2 separate regions of the Homo sapiens genome follow, and region 2 is linked to region 1. Evidence: chromatin contacts called from ENCODE Hi-C or POLR2A ChIA-PET data. All regions are on one chromosome and are shown on one strand. The core of a region is the stretch at or near the end of the contact, and the rest is flanking DNA. Distances in the headings are between cores, read along the strand shown.

What was found. Hi-C counts contacts between places; a loop is a spot of excess contacts on that map. ChIA-PET counts read pairs that join two places held with the same protein, here RNA polymerase II (POLR2A). Pooled maps may share reads with other maps.
Region 2: a pooled map shows a loop between it and region 1 (4-fold over the local background). The contact joins two enhancer-like sites. A Hi-C loop is called at or near these places in 3 of 50 pooled maps. POLR2A ChIA-PET finds 5 or more read pairs at or near these places in 5 of 52 experiments (CD4-positive, alpha-beta T cell, activated B cell, activated CD4-positive, alpha-beta memory T cell and 2 more).

The regions. Positions count from the first base shown.
Region 1 is chr9:131,719,083-131,721,933 of GRCh38, reverse strand. The region is part of intron 1 of RAPGEF1 (Rap guanine nucleotide exchange factor 1); the gene reads left to right. Among named protein-coding and RNA genes, the nearest start is that of RAPGEF1, 20 kb to the left of the region's middle. Within about 2 kb of position 1,478, at least 6 of the 41 ENCODE cell types and tissues checked have a DNase peak (open chromatin) inside an H3K27ac peak, as active enhancers do.
Region 2 is chr9:132,241,011-132,243,861 of GRCh38, reverse strand. It overlaps NTNG2 (netrin G2), which reads right to left. Exons shown (of 8, transcript NM_032536.4): 7 at 2,818-2,851; 8 at 1-1,986. The coding sequence ends at 1,751. Among named protein-coding and RNA genes, the nearest start is that of NTNG2, 80 kb to the right of the region's middle. RefSeq lists silencers at 1,603-1,672, 2,143-2,192, 2,343-2,832. Within about 2 kb of position 1,446, at least 15 of the 41 ENCODE cell types and tissues checked have a DNase peak (open chromatin) inside an H3K27ac peak, as active enhancers do.

The sequences.
Region 1 (2,851 bases), core at 229-2,728:
ATACCAAAATCCACAGATGCTCAAGTCCCTGATGCAAAATGGCATAGTACTTGCAGATAACCTATGCATCCTCCCATATGCTTTAAATTATCTCTAGATTACTTACAATACCTAATACAGTGGAAATGCTATATAAATAGGTGCTATACCATCTTACTTAGGGAATATTGACAAGAAAAAAGTCTACGTGTTTCAGTTACAGACACAACCATCCATTTTTTTTTTTTGCCTGAGGTTGGTTGAATCCACAGATGCAGAACCCATGGCTACAGAGGGCCAAATGTCTGTGACTTAGAATCAGGGAGATACAGTATAAGCCACTGACCCGTCTTCGAGCTGAATTCTTCGGCGACTATTCCATACAGTTGGTGGCAATAGATGCCTGGAACACTGGTAAAGAAGTCAGGTCTCCTGCCCTCATGGAGCTTGCTGTGACTGGGTCCAAGTACACCCCTCCAAACGAGACTTCGCCTTAGACTGAAGGGTTGGACTCTGGATTTTTGCTTGTCAATGCACCTCTCTTCTAGCCTCTTAGTTAGATATCCGGACACCAGAGGAAAATTACCCTGAGGATCACCGTGCTGACAGAGCGCGTGACAGATGGAGGGATGAGCACACTTCCCGGCTTCTGCCTGCTGTCCTGGCATCATTATTAACAGAGTCCTCCCTACCCCCTTCGAAATGTCCTGATTTGGATGAGAAAACACTGAGGGAGTAATCATTAACATCTATCGCGTTCCACAAATTCGCACTGGAGAGGGTCTGGGTTTGCAGTGAGAGAACTGCTTCAGGTCCACAGCCTGTTCTAATGCAGGTCAAGTCCATGGAGTCTGCGGGAGGGTCGGTGGGATTGTCTGGGGCTCCGTTCTCCCATGGGCATCTGCTACTTGGCATGTTCCAGTCACTCCTAGAAGCATCAAAATCTGGGATGGTTTGGTTCAAGAAACATAAACATGTACATATAACAACCAGATCACATTATCTTAAGGTAAAAATCACATCAAATCTCAAATTGTTATTCTTTGGAATGGATAAAAGGGATATTAGTATTTTTGTCAATTTAAGTTTTATAGAGAAAGTTGGAAAAATAATTATATAGGGACACTTGTCTTGGTTAACTTGGACAGAGATTTTTTTTTCTGTTGCTGTGGAAAAGATACAGGCATAGGATTTTTCTAAGAAGTTTCATTTTTTATGCAAGTGATATACTGTGGGAGGAGGTTAAAGGAAACAGCCAGAAAGACAGGTAAGAAGCTTGATGTTTGTGACAAATTGATAACTTGCAGCCTGTGATGTTGGCAGGTGTTGCTGACAGGGTCATCTGGGGCCAGGTGGTCGCTGTCCTGAGGACCTGCCGGGTACCCAGAATGCTGCCTGCCTGTTCGGTGGCTCTCAAACGTCAGCACCTGGAGGTTTCTGGGCTCTGGCGCCTGGTTTCTGATTCAGTAGGTCTGTGGTTGGGCTGAGAATGAGCATCTCTAGCGAGTTCCCTGGGTGACACTGCTGGTAGAGGTGGGGGGTATCTTTGGAACCACCACTCAAAGTCTGGAGAGGAATTGGAAGGGTCATAGGGACTTACCTGTAAGATAAAAGGTTGCCCTTATAATAATAATGATGATGATGATGACGTAACAAAGAATTTCTGTGCAGTAATGCCAGGAGCTGTGCTATGTGTATTTAATCCTCTCAAAAGCACTGGAAGGAGGTGACAGTGGCCTCATTTTACAGATGAGAAAACTGAGGCCCAAGGCTGGGCACGGTGGCTCACGCCTGTAATCCCAGCACTTTGGGAGGCCAAGGTGGGCGGATCACCTGAGGTCAGGAGTTTGAGACCAGCCTGGCCAACATGATGAAACCCTGTCTCTACTAAAAATACAAAAATTAGCTGGGTGTGGTGGCCCATGCCTGTAGTCCCAGCTAATCGGGAGGCTCAGGCAGGAGAATCGCTTGAACCCAGAAGGGGGAGGTTGCAGTGAGCTGAGATCGTGCCACTGTACTTCAGCCTGGGTGACAGAGTGAGACTCTTGTCTCAAAAAAAAAAAAAAAAGAAAGAAAGAAAAGAAGAAAATATAGCTGTGTGGGCAATAGTCAGATGAACTATTCCCCTAACTTTGCCCCAATTCGGTGTATGACTATGTACAAATCTTAACTCTTTCAGATCTCAAAGAAAAGCTCTGTGTCTTAGTTTCCTCCTCTGTAGAATGAGAACAGTAACAGTATCCTTCTCTTATCGTGAGGATCTAATGCAACCACGAGAGTAAAATACACAGAAAGGAGCCTGGTACTGCATGGGCTAAGTGCCTAATGAACATCAGCTTACTACTATCTCTCCGGGTGACAGAGTGAGACTGTCTCAAAAAAAAAAAAAAAAAAAAAAAAAGCCCTGAAGGGTTTATGTGACTTGTCCAGCTGGGTTGAAGAGCTAGGTTGAAGCCGCTGCCCAGTATTGAAACAAACCCTTATAAAATAGAGAAGTAGCTTAATAATAGCCCCAAAAAGACATCACAGACTGAAGACTTTTCTAGTAGTATAAGTACACGTGAACAAGAAAATGGTGACACTTCTGCTTCCAGTTCATGCTTCTTGTCAGCAGTATTGCGAGGGAAAAACAACAGTGATCTAATGAGCCCTGACAAGAGATGGCCAGAAGCTGAGCAGTTGGGAAGAAAACTCTTTGGTGAATCTCACTCTGAATGTATATTGTGCCTTGGGATATTAGCTGATTAATTTGGATGACATATTAGTCATGATAAGCAAGACATTTACAAACTAAGCATCCAGAACGTGAAAACTAAAATTTTGCCAAGCACCGTGGCATGTGCCTGTAGTTCCAGCTACTCTGGTGGCTGAG
Region 2 (2,851 bases), core at 197-2,696, 520 kb before region 1:
GAGGAGGCCAGGAGGGGCTGGTGTGTGGGCTCGGGACACTGTGAGTCCTATGCAGTGTCCCGTTGTGCCTCCCCCTCCTTTTCTGTGTTGTAATCTCCTGCTGTCCCCAAGGCCAAGTTTGTTCCACTTGGTCTTAGCTTAGCTTTGGGGACTCAAGGGAAGGACCCAGGTCTAAACCTCGCAGCTGGGAAAGAACAGGTGTGGTGGCAGAAGCCAGTGCTGGGAGCACCTGCAGGTGGAGCAGTGGCAGCAGTTAGCAACCAGGACCGGACCCCCGGCACTGCTCTGAAATAAACATAGGTGGACAGGAGGCTGGACCGAGGGGGAAGTGTGGCCCCAGGGCTGGAGACACCAAGCGGAGATGGGAGAACTGCTGGATCCTCTGAATCAGAGGCCCCAGGGGATGAGCCCCGAATCTAGGAGCTTCCTCACCACTCCCAAGCTGCCCCTGTCCCCTCCAGCACCCCTTCCTAATCTTGAGAAGGTAGGGAGGACAGGGCCGGCACGTCTGGGGTCTCTGCACTGCCCGCCTCTGCCCACCTGGCCATCTGAAACTCTGGAAGGAGGCGGTGGCCGAATTGTGGGTTCAGCTTCATCTGATATTGGACTTGAGGCTCCGGCTGCAACAGGTCTGAGATGACACATCCATCGGAGGTGGCCACCGAGACACAGTATAAATCAGAGCATTGGATTCAACCTCTGCTAGGATTCTCCCTGAGTCATTTCCCTTGGACTTCTGTAGAAAAGGGCCAATACACTCCGGATTTCTTTTTTGGGAAAGGAGGGAGGCAGCCTTTCAGTGTGGGGAGGCTCCTAACAGGTGGGGCACCTGCAGCCTGGCCGCGGGGTGGAAAACTCTGCCAGCCAAGCCTGCGGGGAGGGGGCACTGCCTGCTGGAATCCACAGAAAGGCCCAGGGAAATGGTGGCCCCAGTAGGGAAACCGTTTCTTTAAGGCTGTGTTGTGGATTCCTCTGTAAGCCCCACACCTGCCCACCGTCCCCAACACAGAAAGAAAACAGGCCGTGGAGGCAGCAGTGAGCAAACTCTTTACTCCTCGGATTCTCCACCATCGGCCCCCGCGGTGACCAGTGCTCCCGCCCCGTCCCCCTTGCAGGGGACAGTGAATACAAACAAAAATAGTTCTCTACAGAACGAAGTTTCCAGGCCCCCCACCCCTTCCTTCTCTCCTCCTCCCCCAGACGGTGAGTTCCGTGGTCACCGGGCCTCCGGTGAGGCCTGGGGTCTGGTGGGTTGCAGGAAAAATAAAGAATAGAAAACAGGACCAAGTCAGCGACTGGAATTGTAGGCAACTGGAGGTCGGGGTCCGCCGCCGCCCGTGAGCCTGGCACAGGCCAGGGGGTGTCGGCCACAGTCCCGTGTGTGTAAGTGTGGTGGGAGGCAGGACGGGGTGTGGGGCGAGCAGCGTTTCTCCCGACCCTCTGGCTCACCGCCAGAAAAAAAAAAAAAAAAAGAGAGAGAGAGAAAGACAAAAAAGGAACTGGGCGGCGGATAATACAAAAGAAAAACGAAACCAAATCGCAGGCGCGGGGACCGGAGTCCCAAGGCGCCCCTGCTGCGGGGGGAGGGCAGTGCGGGCGGGAGCGCGGGCCGGGCGGGGGGCCCTGCTGAGTAGCACCTGGGAGCACCTCGGGCCGCACCCTTCTCACCGCCCGGCCTCGGACGCCGGCCCCGCCCCGGGACCCCGGGACCCCCGGCCTCCGGGTGCGGGGAGCGTCCTCCGGGCGGGGCTCAGCGGCCCAGGCGGGCGGCCAGCCCCAGCAGCAGCAGGCAGCCGAGCAGGGTGGCGGGGCGCGGGGCGGCCCCGGGCGCGCGGTCGCAGTCCAGACCGCCGTCATCGTCGGCGGGGTCGCAGCGGGGCTGCTCGCAGCGCACGCCGGTGTAGCCGCGCGGGCAGGCGCAGCGCTGGTTCTGCAGGCAGGTGCCTCCGTTCTGGCACAGCAGCTGGTCGTCGTCGCACACGTTGGCTGCAGGCGGAGGGGGCGGTCAGCACGGGGGGTGGCCCGGTCCCCCCGCCAACCTCCGAGCTCCTGCGAAGCAGGGTGTGCGAGATCCCGGGGGCGCCGTCTGGGCCGGGGATGTAGGAGGCTCCAGGCGCGCTGGGTGCGAAACGTCCCCCCTCGGAGGGTGACGGCGCCCGGGCGAGATCTGGCCCCCGGCTGCCTCCCACCGCTGCCCCTCTCTCCCCGCCCCACTGGCCTCGGTGCTGTTCTTCAGACGCGCCTGCAGTCTCCAGAGCTGTGCACGTGCTGTTCCACGCGCCTGGAGCCTCCTTTCACCCTGTGCCCGCGGCTAACGCCGACTTGGACAGCCTCCCTCCCTCTGTCCCCGCAAATACCTTTCCAACCAACCCCAGCTCGGTCTTTCTCGTAGTTCCCACCAGGCACCACCGTGCCTCAGGTCGCATCAGGCCCCGCCCCGAGCTCTTGGACCCGCCCCTCGGCCCGGCCCCGGACCTCAGCAGCATCCTGTCCCCGCCCACCTGCCAGCTCCGTCTCGCTAGGCCCCGTCCACCGCCCCCGGGTCGGCCCCATCTCACCAGGCCCCTGCCAACTATCCCAACCCTGCCCCGCTCTCACTAGGCCCCACCCACTGCCCCGGCCCTGCCCCGTCTCGCGAGGCCCCGCCCACCGCCTCTTCCCCGTCCCACTAGGCCCCACCCACTTCCCCGGCCCTGCCCCGTCTTGCTAGGCCCAGTCCACCGCCCCTGCCCCGTCCCACTAGGCCCCGCCCACTGCCTCGGTCCTGCCCCGTCCCCTTTCCGCAGGCCCCGCCCACGGGGGACGGCGCGCACTCACGGTAGCAGCCCTGGCGCCAGTAGTGCGTGGGGAG